2 separate regions of the Mus musculus genome follow, and region 2 is linked to region 1. A link is a loop called in an ENCODE intact Hi-C map of the cell type or tissue named here. Cell type or tissue: left cerebral cortex. All regions are shown on one strand.

What was found. Hi-C counts contacts between places; a loop is a spot of excess contacts. Peaks named below come from ENCODE experiments on the same cell type or tissue, not always from the same donor. Only the 100,000 strongest peaks of a DNase experiment are listed, where the experiment ranks them.
Region 2: it touches region 1 in a loop (10-fold over the local background); 39 of 42 quality-filtered maps call a loop at or near these places.

What each region holds. Positions count from the first base shown.
Region 1 is chr4:130,786,678-130,794,677 of GRCm38, reverse strand. Sdc3 (syndecan 3) reads right to left here and starts at 2,141. Exons shown (of 5, transcript NM_011520.3): 1 at 1,876-2,141. The coding sequence starts at 2,007. It overlaps Gm12972 (a long non-coding RNA gene), which reads right to left. Exons shown (of 4, transcript XR_001784548.2): 3 at 7,787-7,859; 4 at 6,675-7,210. In left cerebral cortex, CTCF peaks have their summits at 4,302 (motif pointing left) and 4,939; DNase peaks (open chromatin) are centred at 1,641, 2,011, 2,516 and 4,298; H3K4me3 peaks cover 2,493 bases; H3K27ac peaks cover 1,291 bases.
Region 2 is chr4:130,944,450-130,952,449 of GRCm38, reverse strand. It overlaps Matn1 (matrilin 1, cartilage matrix protein), which reads right to left. Exons shown (of 8, transcript NM_010769.2): 1 at 7,921-8,000; 2 at 6,275-6,621; 3 at 2,293-2,515; 4 at 1,036-1,161; 5 at 195-611. Among named protein-coding and RNA genes, the nearest start is that of Matn1, 4.1 kb to the right of the region's middle. In left cerebral cortex, a CTCF peak has its summit at 4,881 (motif pointing right); a DNase peak (open chromatin) is centred at 4,904.

The DNA of each region.
Region 1 (8,000 bases):
ACCTGGGCTTCTGATCTAGCCTCAGCCCTCACTGAGAAGCATCCTTTAACCCTTAGCTTTCCAGGCCAGGTAACAGTGCAGAGAGTCCTTCCTCTACAGTCCCAGCCCCTCCCTGGGAGGACAGCATGCTTGCAGAGAGAATACCTCTTGAGACCCATCCCTACCACAATCTCTCCCCTCGCTCAGCCAGGTCACCATCTGGGCATGCCACTCAGCATCAGTCTCAATCATGCCAGCTCCACTTTGCCCTCACACCTACCTGGTTGAAGCCCTACTATGTGCTGAGTCCTCAAAAATCTCCCTGAATCCTTTCACTACGGGTAGAATGTGTATTATTCCTTCCTAGGGACAGTAGCTCCAGTGAAGCCATTTGTCCTGAGCCCTTTGTACTCAACACCAAAATGCCTTCAAAGGTGCCTCTGTGTCCACTCTGCCTCCCCGGAGGGCACCCTTAGTCCGTCTTTGCAGAGAGGAAAGCTGGGACTCAGAGGAGTGGCCAGGCTGGCTCAAGACCTCACTGTGATTGGGTGGTGGTCTTCACTGGACTTTGAAACCAGATCTTTGATGTCAAGGGTAATTTTCTATAATGCTGCTGAAAAGCAGTTCCCACTGCCAGTGTGGGTAGTGCTGCCTTTTGCTCAGGAACCTCTCCCCTCACCCCATCAGGAAAAAAAGGAAAAAGAAGAAGAAGAAGAAGAAGAAGAAGAAGAAGAAGAAGAAGAAGAAGAAGAAGAAGAAGAAGAAGAAGAAGAAGAAGAAGAAGAAGAAGAAGAAGGAGAAGAAGAAGAAGAAGAAGAAGAAGAAGAAGAAGAAGAAGAAGAAGAAGAAGAAGAAGAAGAGAGAGAGAGAGAAGAAGAAGAAAAGAAAAGAAAAGAAAAGAAAAGAAAAGAAAAGAAAAAAAGGGCAAGGCATGAACCGACCACCAGGTACTATCTTGGGGTCCCCTCCCCAAAGCTAACAGTTGTCAGGGCAGCTCAGAGTCTTGCCTGCCTCCCTACAATCTGGCCACCTTGCTTAGGAGAGAAGGGGCGTGCCGGCCAGCCTGGGCTCTGGTGGTCATCTGAGTGGGTAGGGACAGCCATTGCTCCTGGAGTCAGCCACATGGGGGTAGGACCTAGAACTCCCCAGCTCACTCAGCCCACATTTAGACACCTGTCAACTCAGAACTCACTTGGGAGCTGGGTTCCTCAGAGCAGGGACCCGGCTCATCCACCTGCAGGACCGACCCTCTTCCTCCCGTTCTGCTAGTGAAACCAGAACCAAGTTCAATCCCTTAGCTACTTCGGTTTCTCAAAGGGACAGTCAGGGGTCACCTGGTACCCACCTCTGATGGCACACACACCCATGTCTTCTGGGGTGGGAGCTGAGCCAGGTCCACCATCGCTACACACCTGCACACACATACGTGTGCTTTCACACAGGTCCATGGGTCAAAGCACACACCCCCTCACCCACAGTCACACAGCCTTGGCCATGGTGGAACACAGCGTGCAGAATGGGTCACCCTAGTGTGGAGCGGGATGCGGATGCCATCCAGCCATATGGACAGAGCCTCTCCCGTGCCCACACCCACAGGTGCCCACGCACCCTTCTTAGAAGCAGACACACACACACAGGGTCACCCTCATTCACCCTCGCGGGTCACCTTCATCGACCCACCCCCTCCTCCTCCAATGCCCCCAAGGCCCTGCAGGCAGCTTGGGATGGAGTGGGGGTGGGGAGAAGGCGACCCCAGCGGATACCGGACGCACACGCTTCCCGGCGGGGAGGGGACCCCATGAGACCGGGACACACCCAGCGCGGCACGCGCGACGAGGGGACACGCAAAGACACGCGGGGTACACGCTGGGGACCCTCTTGGGGCCCATCACTCACCCCCGCGGCGCGGCCGGCCAGCAGCAGCAGCAGCAGCGGTGGCAGCAACAGCCCGCGGGCCCCGGGCGCATGGGTGGCGGTGTCCACGCGCTGCCCCTGTGCGGTCCCGCGGCGCGGCGGCCCGGGCTTCATGGCGGCCTTTGTTCGCGGCGCGGGCTGCGCGGGACCTGCGCTCGGCTCCTCGGCCGCCGGCTCCGCCTCGCTCGTTCGTTCGCTCGCTCGCGGCTCCGCGCCCACAGCGGCCGCGCCCGCAGGAAGCGTCGCCGCCGCCGCCGCCACCGCCGCCGCCCCCCGCGCAGGCGGGGCGAGCAGGAGGGCGGGGCCGCGGCGACACCGGCACGCGACACCGCCCCCGGCCTCAGTTTCCCCCCGCGCAGGGGGGGGGGGGCGAGGGGCGTTGACGTCTGCCCCCCTACTGTGGATCCGCGAAGCACGCCGTGTGCGAGCCGCGGGAGAACCTGCTCTTCCAGACAGCACCCCGGGTCTCTCTGCTCCCAGTAGGGTGGTGTCAGAGGACCCCGACTCGGGGTTCCCCCTGGTCCTCCTGAGCTTCTCCTTGGCCTGTTTGTCTGAGAGACACAGGCCCCTAGCCACCCTGAGTTCAGGAAGCAGGGGCTTGGGTCAGCTACAGGCACGCATGGCGAACACCAGCACGCGTCTGCTGCTCACACGCTGGTGAAGTCTCCAGTTTCCCATTCACAGGGGCTCAGTTGCACTAAGGGGTCTCCGGGGAGGCTGGTAAGGGTAGGCGTTGGTTAGTTGGCATGTGAGCTGAGCAGGACACCCTTTGATGTCCCTGCAATCGGCACTATCCATTTGATGGCCATGTGTCCTTGGAAAGAAACCCAGAGCATGAAGCTCCGCACCATATAAGGCAGAGTGTGAGATGGGTTCCCCAGAGGGAGTGAGAGGCTGGGGCATCACAGGTATGCAAGGCTTGCCTAGCTAACCTCGGTAGACATCCTGGGGGGGGGGGGGCGTCCACTCTGTGGCTTACAGATCGCTGAGAACGAGCCAAGCCTGAGTAGTAGCTGCCTGTAACCCCAGTACTCATGACTTAGGAGGCTGAGGCAGAGGGATCTCAAAGCCTGGGCTACATACTGAGTCTCTGTATTTTCAAATATAAGAGGGGAGGGAGAGCTGGTGAGAGATACAGCATACTACTTAAAGATGTAAGTGACTAGTTCCCGGTACCCACACCAGGCTAGACACAACGCCCTGTGACTCCAGCTTCAGAGGATCTAATACCTTTAGCCTCCAAGGACACCTGCATTAATGTGCAGAGGTGTGACACGCATGCCCGCGTGTGCACACATACACACGAATAATAAAAATAAATCCTTTAAAAATGATAAAAATAAATGTTGACACTTTTTTTTTAAGGAAGATGGACTTTCAGGCTGACCTTGAACTTGTGATGTAGCTGAGTATGACCTTGAACATCTATTCCTACTACCTCCATCACATCCAATTTGTGCTGTGCTAAGAACCGAACCCAGAGCTTTGTGCAGAAGGGCATGTGCTCCACCAACTGAGCTACATCCCCAGGCCCTCACAAAGAGTCTTTTAAATCAATCCCATTCGATGCGTTTTGGCATTTGAAGCTAAGATGCCTTGAAGAATACAACATGAAAAGATTGACCTGCCTAGGAATCAGGAACTGGCTTTATCACTAGCATAGCCAGGAGCTGAGGGACTCTAGCTTTGGGTTAAGCAAGTGCTTGGGTTCAAATCCTGGTTCTGACAACCATGGGCTCTGGTACTTGTTTGTACAACTTCACCTCTCTGAGCCTATTCCCCAATGTCTGATGGAAATGAAGACCATATGGGCTTCACTTATTCATTCAACAAACATATTGAATGCCTTGTGTGTACCAGGTCAGGGGACAGGCTGGGAAGCTTTTGTGAGCTCTTCCTTTTCGTGTACTGGGAGTTCAATCAATGTGGTTGGGACTGGTTCTGAGGTGCTCTCAAAGGTTTAGCTGGGCCGGGCGGTGGTGGTGCACGCCTTTAATCCCACCACTTGGGAGGCAGAGGCAGGCAGATTTCTGAGTTCAAGGCCAGTCTGGTGTACAAAGTGAATTTCAGGACAGCTAGGGATATACCGAGAAACCCGTCTTGAAAAAAAAAAAAAAAAACAAACAAACAAACAAACAAACAAAAAGGTTTAGCTGGAATCAAGAAGGAGACCCAAGGAGTGGCATGTCAACTTGGTGCAAAGAAAACCTTGGGGCAGCTGGATCTGACTGATGGGCAAAGTACTGAGCTGCCCATGCTGGGAGGCAAGCAAGGCTGACAGTGTTGCTCAAAGGAGCCTACCAGGTTGCCAGGGAGCATGGCCCAGCCTTGCCTTCCTCATTCTGCAAACCCCCTTTACTGAGATCCCGGCAGGAAGCCTTGTGGGGAATCTTGGGCTAGGAGCGCCACCTGCTGCTTGTTATAGGTATAGTCACAGACTGGGTTGAGATGCACATTTAGTCCCTGGAACATCACAGGTCACCCTGCCTATACCACCGTGTGTGTCCTTATCACATCCCCAGAACACGAATGTCTCCTTCCCTGTGCTACCCTCATCCAAACAGACTCCAGAAACTGCCTTCATCCAGCCGCAGGTCACCGGGCAAAGACTTCTTGACTCCAAAGGCAGAAACAGTCCCGACCACGCCCACCCCAGTCCTTCTGTCTTTCCTGGAACTGGGAAAGTCCAGATTTTCAGTGGACAACTGCAGGGCTCTAGCCAGGCCGCCTGTCCTCCACCCTTCTCTCTGACAGGACACCAACCCATTTTTCAGAGCTGAAGAACTGGGCAGCTGTTAAGATGACACACGCTGGAGTCACCCGGGAAGAAGGAACTTCAGTTGAGAAAATGCTTCCATCAGCTTAGCCCATAGACAGATGGGGGAATTTACTTGATTAATGATTGAGAATGTGGAAGAGCCCAGTCCACTGTGAATGGTGTGATCCCTTTGCAGATGTATAAGAAAGCAGGCTGGAGGTAGAGAGATGGCTCAGTGATTAAGAGCACTGGCTGCTCTTCTAGAAGGCCTGGGTTCAATTCCCAGCACCCACAAGGCAACTCACAACTGCCTGTAACTCCAGTCCCTGTGGGTCAGATGCCCTCTTCTGGCCTCCTTAGGCACAAATGCTGTGCACAAACATACAGGCAGGCATAACACTCTTACACATAGAAATAAATAGATAAATAAATAAATAAATAAATAAAATATTTAAGTCAGGTGGTAGTGACATGACTTTAATCCTGGCTAGTCAAAAGACAGAGGCAGTGGCAGACATACTCCTGATTTATTAAGGTCTGCCTGGTCTACAGAGTGAGTTCCAGGACAGGTAAGGCTACACAGAGAAACCTTGTCTCAAAAAAATAAAAAAGAAATAAGGAAGGAAGGAAGGAAGGAAGGAAGGAAGGAAGAAGGGGGAGGAAAGGAGGAAGAGAGAGAGAGAAAGGAAGGAAGGAGGAAGGGAGAGAGGGAGGGAGGGAGGGAGGGAGGGAGGGAGGGAGGGAGGGAGGGAGGGAAGAAAAGCAGGCTGAGCAAACCCTGGGGAACAAGTCTGTAAGTGTACATTCTCTCCTTCGGTTCCTGCCTCCAGGTTCCTGCCTTGAGCTCCTGCCCTGACTTCCCTCAGTGACTGAGGGTGACCTGGGAGCTGTAAGACAAAGTTAACCCTTTCCTCCCCACCTTGCTCTTGATCATTTTATCACAGCAGTAGAAAGCAAACTAAGAGTACACACACACACACACACACACACAAAACCCCCACCATCTTACCACCGAAGCCCAGCCAGGGGAACCTGGACCTTGGCCTCTGCTCTTACCCCCAGGATGTGTTGGGAAGTGTTTGGTGAGTGAATTAAAGAGTTACTGAGGGAGCCACAGTCTATGCCAAGGACATGCTCAGATACAGCCTAGCACGCAGCTGATCCCCACGGGCTGGCTGAGGCGTCTTTCCCCAGTCCTTTGTACCTCTGTGAAACTGTCTTCTAACTACTGGAGCCTCCACCCCCAGCAAAAAAAAAAAAAAGCTGGAGGGAATGTCACCAACACCTCACTCTGTCCAGTGCACCCCAGACTTGACTCAGGAGTGATTATCTCTCCATCTACCTCTCCCAAGGGTTTGGTCAAGCAGATGGGTCCTCAAAACCCCTGGGGAGTAGGAAAAGCTGAGATTACAGAGGGCATCTCATCACCATGCCCCCTAGCCAGTCACCCTCTCGCTCTCTTTGACTCCTCCCAGACCCAGTGCTGTGAGGACCAAGTGACTAATTCCTTGGAGAGAGCCCAGCCCACAGTGAGGGCCTTACCTGCTGGCTCTGAGGGCCCCCCACTCTTCAGTTGGAGAACCCCAGGGCTTAGAGGTCAGGAACTCGCTTCTGGCCTCACAGGTGGGAAGTGTGTGGGCCAGGATTTGAACCAGGAATCTTGACCCAGATCTTTAGAAATAAACAAGTTTACATTGTCTAGGTATGAGTATGTGAGGAGGGGACTTGGACGAAGGTGGCTTTGCAAGCCAGAAGAAGGCATCAGATCCTCTGGAGGTACAGGTAGCCATCAGATCTGATGTGACTGCAAAGACCCCAAATTCAGGTCCTCTAAAAGCATTGCAAGTTTGCTTAACTATTCAACCATCTCTGGCCTTAAAAAATAAATTAATTAATTAAAAGTAAAACTAAATAAATAGAGACGGTGTCACAATGTAACCCAGGCTAGGCTGAAATTCTTTCAGTAGGCCAGGCTGTCCTTGAGCTAACAGAGATCTGCCTGACTCTGCTTTTGAGTGCTGAGATCAAAGGCGTGCGTCACCATTGTGTAACCTCAGTACTGGATGGTCACCTTGGGACAGGGGGTCCTCACAAGCATCTCCTGCATTTTTTCAGCCCCTCCCCTCTCCTACTCAAACTTCTCTTTTACCCCAAGAGTCAGGACGGAGGTCAGCATCAAGATTTACTTCTGGGAAAGGCTTGGTGAAACAAGGCTGAGGAGTCAATGACCCCACACACACACACGTGTAGGAACTGAAACAGGATCCTAGGAGGACAGGGAGGAACCAGAATTATCTTTGCAGAACTTGGAGAGGCTCAGAGGTCATCCTTTGCCCTCATGTGGCAATCCAGCATGGGCAGCAGCTGGTAGCCACAGTGCCCAATTGTCCCTCAGGTCCATGGACATGTGGAGAAAAAAGTCCGAGTCTTCATGTCTGGGATGGCCGTGGATGGACCAGTAGAAGCCCCAAGACTCCAACCGGTCCCTTGGCAGCACAAAGAATCTGGGCCAGAGCTGCCAGAGCTGCGGGAAGGCACATGAGGGTTCCAGACCTGCAGCTGGGAAGGGGAAGGGAGATGGTGGGATGGGCTCTGGGAAGCCTGAGCTGCCCAGAGCTACCCTGAGGTAGCACAGAACCTTGAAAGGGGGTTGTTCGAGTGAGGGGCCTGAGGCCGCAGCCATACTGTTTCAACAGCCATTCCCATCCCAGCCTGGTGCCCGGATGAGGCTTTCCCCCTGGGGAAATCTAGGAGGTCTTCCTAGCAGTGGCATCTCCTGGGAGGCTGGGGCAGACAAGTGGTCTGAAGGCGCCTGGAGCATGGCCTGGAGCTTCATCCTGACGCTCCGTTAGTGCAGAGGCAGGAGCCCTATCTGAGAATCTTAGATTAAGCATTGTTGTTTTTCTTTGAGAGATGGACAGAATTGCCTGTTCCACCCCGACAGGACTCAACAGACCATAGAACAGCCCCATCCGAGCCCAGCATGTGTGACCCACTCAAAAGCAGCTGTATCTTCAAAAAGCCCCAGTGCAGGTGACTCAGAGAAGCTGCATCCCCTCCGAGTCCGGGGACAGCTACCCTACTGCAGAATGCCCCTCCACTCCGGGTTATTATTTCCACCTTATATTAACTCACACCAGAACGGGCCCCATCTCCTGAAGGTGTGGTGTGACTGGTCATTGTAACTCCTCTTCAGATGGCAATTGTCCTGTCCAAAGAGGAGAAAGTAGCTTGCCTCGACCTGCCCAGGCCACTTCATCTGTCCAGTTCACACGGAGAAAGGAGAGTCGTAGAAAGTGAGGTCATAGGTACCTTGCCACACAGTCTATAGCTGAGCTGGGGACCGGAT
Region 2 (8,000 bases), 160 kb before region 1:
CAACAAAAGGACCACTTGGTCATCAGGGGCCACGGTTGTGTCATCGATATAAGAGAGAATTGGCCTGACAAACACCTCCCTATTTGAAATGATCTGGGTTTAAAACATCAATCATAAGTCACTGAACCTAAAACTGTGCCCATGGGTGTCCCTGGCCATCAGTGGGGTCCCAAGCCGAGGAGGGCAGCACATACCAAGGTCCTTGGCCTTCCTGGCAGCGTCATTAATGTAGTCCTGGCTCCGGCCATCGGTGAAGACGATGCCCACCTTCTGGGCTCCAGGCCTTGCCCCGCTGGACACAGTGAAAGAATTATCTATGAGATACTTCAAGGCGGCGCCAGTCATGGTGCCTTTCTCCATGTAGGACATGTTCCGCACCGCGGCCTTAATGTCCTTCTTGGTGTGGAAGCGGCCGAGTGGGAACTCCTGGCGAATGGAGCTGGAGTACTGCACCAGCCCCACCTGGGCTAGCCTGTCCGACACATCTAACGTGTCCACAATCTGGTTGATGAACTTCTTCACCAGCTCAAAGTTCTCAGGCCGCACGCTCTTGGATCCGTCGATGAGGAAGACCAGGTCGGTGGCTGAGCCGCTTCCACCCCCACGGCAGACTGTGGAGGGAGGACACGGTGACAGGGAGAGGGAGCTTGAGACTATGGTCATCAGTGGCCACCATTGGCTGGGGACTCAACCACGGGCTAGCACTGGGCTCAATTCTAGCTTGTATCTCTGTATCTCCGGATTCCCTCTACAAAGCCAGAGCTCCTGGCCCCATTTTCCAACATCAGGAAACATCTGGCAAATGACACTACCTCGACACAGCCACCACCTAGTGCATTGAGAGGGTCTGGAGTCAGGAGAGAACCCTCCACAGTTAACAGGCTCTGTCCAGAAGGCAGCTGTCTACCTTGTAGATTGGTCCAGAAGCCAAGAGCAGGGTGCCTCCGATGGGTGTCCTGGGCAGCAGCCAGTCCCAGCCATCTCCCACTTTGCCCCCACCCCCAGCCCAGGGCTCAGCTGTGCCCAGCCACTCACCATTGCAGGTCTTGCCATCGCTGTTCAGGGTGAAGCCCTCATGGCAGGCACAGGTGTAGGAGCCAGGAGAACTAACGCACAGCTGCTCACAATCATGGTCCCCTGTGGCACACAGGTCGGACACCACTGGGGAGAGAAGAGGTGGCTCAGATATCACACTCACAAATGCCCAGACATCTTGGCCAAAATGCTTCTCTCTGACCATGAAGATCGGTCCTTTGCACCTTCAAGGAAACTGAAACACACACACAAACTGGATAGATCCCAGGTCCCACATTCTCAGCCCAGGGTGGAACCACTATAGTTGGAATAAAATACTCAAGGAAGGGGCTAATGTTGCTGATAAAACCAAAGGTCCTGAGAGGGTAGTGGCCACGGGAACAGTGCCGCTTTTTTGTTATGTTCACTCCAGACACCAGCACAGCAATGAATACAGCATACACAGTTCCTTCCATAAGCCTGTGGCATGCTGGAAGCTAGTGCCATATCTTGCCTTTCCACACCTGCTCAATCCTTGAAGTAAGGAACACGCTCTGAGCCACATTACACACATGGGACAGAATGGACCCCAGCTTCACCTCTGGTCCAACCCTGCATCTTCTGACCAGTCAACATGCCTAAGAAATCTTCACACAAAGACCCATCTTCCCTCTACCAAGGACTCCAAACCTTCCCAGGTCCCTCAACCCTCTCGTGTCCTAGAAGCCTTCGGTGCCAAGACCTAGCAGGTAGGCTGTGGTTGTTTGGATGTTTTATTTTTAAGGCATCCCTCCCTGGTGCCTGCAGTGTCATCTAAGACTCTTGGACTGCAGGCTGGGGACCTTCTAGAATCTGGTACCCCATATTATTGGTCCAGTCTGGGTTCGCTACTGTACCTCAGCCTGTTCTGGGTCCCACTCCTAAGTCATGGAGGCCTTAACCCTCGGCTTCACCCCTGATACTGATGCTAACAGACACCCACTAAATGACCTGGCTCTCTGATCTCACCAGTCCCTAGCCTGTCACCCTGACCCAGTCCCACCACGAAGACTAGTCCCACCCAAAGCCCACCCTGCCACTCCTGCAATGCTCCGCCTCCAGACCCGCCCTCCCACGCTTATTCTCTGTCTCCATCCCTTCTTCACCCCAACACCACCATCCCCAACTAGGCTCTGAGATTGGTGCCACAGATTCTCAGAATTAGTCAAGCCCAGGGCCAACCCCTTTGTCTAAGCCCCGCCCCCAGGCCTCTCGGCTCCGCCCCTCCTGGTCTCGAACCGCAGAAGGCCTCTTGGAACTTCTTGGCCAGCTTCTCGATGACATTGTAGCTCTCCACGTAATCCACGTGCTCGTCCTGCGGCTCGCTAGCGATCTGTCGCAGCGTAGCCTTGTCCACGCGGCCCACGCCGATGGCGAACAGCTCAATGCCACTGGCCCTCGCGCGCTCAGACACGTCCCGCACGCTGTCCTGGGGCCTCCCATCAGTCACCACGATGACAACCTGCACGTGAGGGTGGGGGCATGTGAAAATCAGCTCCAGCAAGCCGTCAGGACTGCTGAGAGAGAAGCCGGAAGTCTAAGAGGCACCGCAATTCGCTCATGGGCACCGGGCTGGTGGAAGCCAGAACACACACACACACACACACACACACACACACACACACACCAGGAAATAGATCCCAGGAGCCAGGGAGACTATCGGCTTCTTCTGACAGAGGGAGTTGAGGGCTAAGATGTCTCCCAACTCTGGTCTCTGAGGCTGTACTGGCTAGTTTTGTGTCAACTTGACACAGCTGGAGTTATCACAGAGAAAGGAACTTCAGTTGAGGAAATGCCTCCATGAGATCCAACTGTAAGGCATTTTCTCAATTAGTGATCAAGGGGGAAAGGCCCCTTGTGGGTGGTGCCATCTCTGGGCTGGTAGTCTTGGATTCTATAAGAGAGCAGGCTGAGCAAGCTAGGGGAGGCAAGCCAGTAAAGAACATCCCTCCATGGCCTCTGCATCAGCTCCTGCTCCCTGACCTGCTTGAGTTCCAGATCTGACTTCCTTTGGTGATGAACAGCAGTATGGAAGTGTAAGCCGAATAAACCCTTTCCTCCCCAACTTGTTTCTTGGTCATGATGTTTGTGCAGGAATAGAAACCCTGACTAATTGGTACCAGCAGAGTGGGGTATTCCTGTGACAACCTGACCATGTTTTGGGGAGGACTGTGGAAGGACTTTGGAACTTTGGGCTTGAAGATCCATTCGTTGTTAAGAGCTCTGTCGGATGTTGTGTAGGAGCTTGGAAGATAATGTTGAGAACACTGCAGAAGATGGAGGTCTGATTTGTGAAATTTTAGAGGGAAAATTAAAGACTCTTTTCAGGGCCATTGCTGTTTTGATTGTGAAGATTCTGTAGTTCTGGTTAGCTGGGGCTGAGGAATCAGCTGTGATTAACAAGACACCAGAACTACCAAAGCAAAAACTTTGCATTACTGGGACTATTGATGCTGGTTAGCTGGAGCTAAGAAATTAGCGGTGATTAAGAAGAGACCAGCATCATTGAGATGACATCTTCTGGGAGGTGTTTTCTGAAAGCACAAAGAGGCTGTGTTCCAGGGATGGCCAAGGTTGTACTCCTGCTGCAGTGGGACTTGGTAATATGTAAGGGTCACCCAGGTGGTACTGGTTTTGAAGGCATGAAGGGGTCACGCAAAGCAGCTGAGGCTCGGTACTGTGAGAGGCCATGGAAGGCCATTGGTGAAGGTGCGGCCTCAGTTGCAATTGAAGGCCCAGATCTGAAGGGGTCATGCAGTGTTTTGGAGATGCCAGTACCATGAGATGACCACCAAGAGCAGCAGCAGCAGTGGGGTACAGGCATCTGGAGCCTAGAGGATGATGCGTGTGCTACAAAGGGCATGGCTGGAGAAGTGACCTAAGCCCTTGGAGGAGCCCAGAAGATCGTGAGTTGGATCCCAGACATTGGACGGTTGGAGATTGACTTTTGCTTTTGATTGTGACTGTGCCCTGATATTTTCCCTCTTGGAGGAAGAAACTGTTTTAGTGGATCCCACAGTTAAGAGACTTTTAATTGTAAAAAGACTTTGGATTTTAAAAGAGATAGATATTTTAAAGAGATTGAAAATTTAAGAATATGTAAAGACTGTGGGACTTTTAAAGTTATTTAGATCTTGAGGATGAATAAGATTGTAAGGGTTGAGGCTTACTAGTGATGTTTTTGTGTGTCAAGTTGACAAGGGGTCAATTGTACTGGCTAGTTTTGTGTCAACTTGACACAGCTGGAGTTATCACAGAGAAAGGAGCTTCAGTTGAGGAAATGCCTCCATGAGATCCAACTGTAAGGCATTTTCTCAATTAGTGATCAAGGGGGAAAGGCCCCTTGTGGGTGGTGCCATCTCTGGGCTGGTAGTCTTGGATTCTATAAGAGAGCAGGCTGAGCAAGCCAGGGGAAGCAAGCCAGTAAAGAACATCCCTCCATGGCCTCTGCATCAGCTCCTGCTCCCTGACCTGTTTGAGTTCCAGTCCTGACTTCCTTTGGTGATGAACAGCAGCATGGAAGTGTAAGCCGAATAAACCCTTTCCTCCCCAACTTGTTTCTTGGTCATGATGTCTGTGCAGGAATAGAAACCCTGACTAAGACAGATGGATCTTCTCCATCAGGCAGGTTCTGGCGTCTCACCTCCTTAGACTCTGCAAACAGGAGCTCTGCAAACAGGGCTATGTGCCTTACTCACACTCAAGCTTTCTGGGGCCTCGAGCTGCTGAAACGATGGCCTCTGATCTCCCTGAGAACCCCGTGGTCAGCGTGGGTGAAAATCGCCCAGACAAGAAACTAAACCCGTGAAGTGTAGTTCTGCATAATGACCACCAGAGGGAACCCGAGGCATACAAATAAGGGTGGGCGCCTTGGACCCATAAAAGGGTCAACATCCCAAACCCAGAGAGCCAAATAACTGAAAGAAAATGTCCTTTTGTCCTCCTTTACTACCTAGGATGACGCCTACCCCTTTCAGAGAAGAAAGGACTGCCGATTGCCCCTCTCCCACAGGCCCATGCCCTGTGCCCTGGTGCCTGGCTGTAAAATAGAGCAGGTCTGGGCCAGAAGTGGGGCTCCTGCCTTGGGACCCTCTTTGCCTCTGTGAAAAGGCGTGAGGCCAGGGTGATTGAAATGACTCACCAGCAGGAGCCCCAAGGGGTCTGCTGTTATTTTAGAACACAGCACATCGTCCCCTGAGAAGCACATTCCTCCCTCCAGGGACCTGGGGTGAAACCTAGCTCCGACTCTGAGCTGTCACACTCAACACAGCCCGCTGCGGTCTCTGAGCTATAGCCCCACCTTGAGACTCCAGAAGGTGCCCGCTCCCAGCAGCCTCCCTGTCAACTCCGGTCCTTGCCTGCCGGCTCAGGCCACTAGTCTGATCTAGGGGAAACAGTTTGCTCTAGAGATGTGTGCGTTATCACCATCTCTCTTCATCAGCATCCCCTGGAGCTATTCCATCCTCTAAACAAACAAGGCCATCAGCTCCAACCCCCGGACCTCATGCTAAATCATTTGAGCAGCACCCACAGATCAGATCAGCAGCTATCTATCTGGTCTCACTTCTCTGGTGGCTAGGCAGGGCTGGGTTCCTGTGTCACTGAACATTTCTGCCACGGAGAATTTGGGCAAGTTGTTGACGATTTCTCTACCCTGGTTTCCCCATATGTAACATGGCACTCTCGGCTCTGGCGATAGTCTACAATATGCTAGAAAGTCGGGTGCGGAAGGGCGTAAGGAAGGGGTGATCCCCTGGACCAGGGTCTGGGGCAGGTAAACGGTGACTTCCCAGGCCAACAAGAGCTGAGATGGCCTCAGAGAAAAGACACTGGCTGTTCAGCATGCCCCTGGAGCCCTCCGTGGTGACTCAGGGGACTATCTTGCCTTCCCAAGCACAGGCTGGCAAAGTACACTGGTGCATGCTGGGTGCCAGGCACCCTGCTGAGCTAAGCTGCAAGAGAGGCTATCAGTGCTCCACTTCATAGGTGGGGAAATTGAGGCTCTGTGCTTAAGAATAGCACTTCTCTCGGTGGCCAGTATTAGCATAAGCACCTGGCCCGCCTCTCTCTGCTCGAGGGAAGATCTCAACCCTACCACCGCCACTTCTACAGAGTAATGTTTGCAAATGACTCTCTCGTTCCTAAAACAGCTGCTCTGAACAGAGAGGCCAGGAGGACCCTATGGCTTCATCCCAGGCTCCAACCATCCCGTGCTCCATACCTTGCTGATGTCGGGGGATCTGGCGCGTCCACCCTCAGCATCACTCAAGGCCTTGGTGATGGCGAATTGCAGAGCCAGGCCAGTCATGGTACCCGTGGACAGCGGCTGGATGCGGCGCACAGCTTGCAGCAGCGAGGCCTTGGAGCCATGGGCCCGGAGCGGGAACTCTGGTTTCACAGTGCTGGCGTAGTTGACCAAGCCCACCCTCGTGGCATTGGGCCCCACATCCAGTGACTCAATGACCTGAGACAGGAATACCTTCACCTTCTCAAACTCCACGGGTCTCACACTTCGAGAGCTATCGACAACAAACACCAGGTCCGTGGGTCGTGTCCGGCAGAGGTGCCCTAGGAGGGGGCAGTGCAGGGAGATAGAGAGTAAGGGCAGATATCAGAAGAGTTTTGCCTTGGGCTCCAGACAGCCGAGGGTGGGTCTCAGTGATTTAGGTCTCAGCTCAGTGTATAGTCTCGGGCATTCGGCTCAGCCCGTGGGGAGGAAGGCGGAAGACCCCTCTGGTCTTAGACCACATACTTCTTCTCTGCACCTCTTTGCAGGAACCTCTAAGAACAAACAAAGGCATGTAGAGACTAGCCTGACTTGCTGGCAGAATGTTAGCCAGGGGTACACTGAGGAACTAAGGCTGGCACTTCCTTAAGGGCCATCAGGGTACCTACCCACTGTCTCTTCATCAGCAAATTTGAAGTCACTTCCCTCCCGGGACAGGAAAGAAGCAGAAATTCCTGATGCCACATTGTCACCCTTGTTTTGCCAAGTGGGCCCCAAGACACCCTGACCCTAGAAACAACGTTCCTCCAGATCTCCAGCAAGGCAGCACCAGTGACTGGGAGGCGCCAGCAATGGATGGGACAGGCCTGGGCTCAGACCCTGGCTTGGCTGCTCTGTGGCCCAGGGCAGGGGGTAGCACAGTTTTGAACCTCATTTCCCATTCATACAAAGGGAGACTAAGCTGAGGGTGGATGTCCCTTCCTATAGCAGAGCTGGGCTCTGGGACAGGCTGCCCTGCCCAGCCCATGCCACATAGGAACAAGTCCATTCCCTGTTGGGCACAAAGGATCAGAAAAGGAAAGATGTGCCTCAAAGCCCTGGCATCTGAGTTTCTCGGGAGACCTTAAACGTGTTCTGTATCTACGGTGACAGATGTTTCCTGCCTGCTCAGCCTCCAAATGGAGAAGTGGGATCCAAAGGCAGAGTTGACCATATCCACGACTCTGAACCTGACCCCTTGTGGCTCTGGGGCTATCTCATGGCACAGACTGAGACAGGTCCTCCTTCTCCACCTCAGTTGCTGAGCATCTCGGGGCTGCCAGAGCCCAGCCCTGGAAAGGGCTGTGGAAACTGACCAGACACCTGGTCTCCTGCGCTGCGCTCACAGAGCCCTGGGCCTGGTGCCGCTCCTGACTCCGGCTGGCTCTTGTGGGGGCTTCTGGTCCCTGCAGCATGGTGGCCCTGAGGATCACCTGTCCTGGTGGCCTTCACTAATACCATTATCTCCACTGCCCTCCCTGAGCCGACACCCTCCAAACCCTGATTCCCATTTAGCCTCCATCTGTCTCTGTGCTCAGCCCCCCCAGGCCATTTGTCAAGGGTCACAGATCCAATGTCCCCAGCATCCATGGTCCCCTTACCTCTGGGCTGGGGGACAAGACTGAGGCTATCAGGGACCTGTAGCAGCAGCAGCAGCAGGAGCAGCAGGCTACAGAGAGCA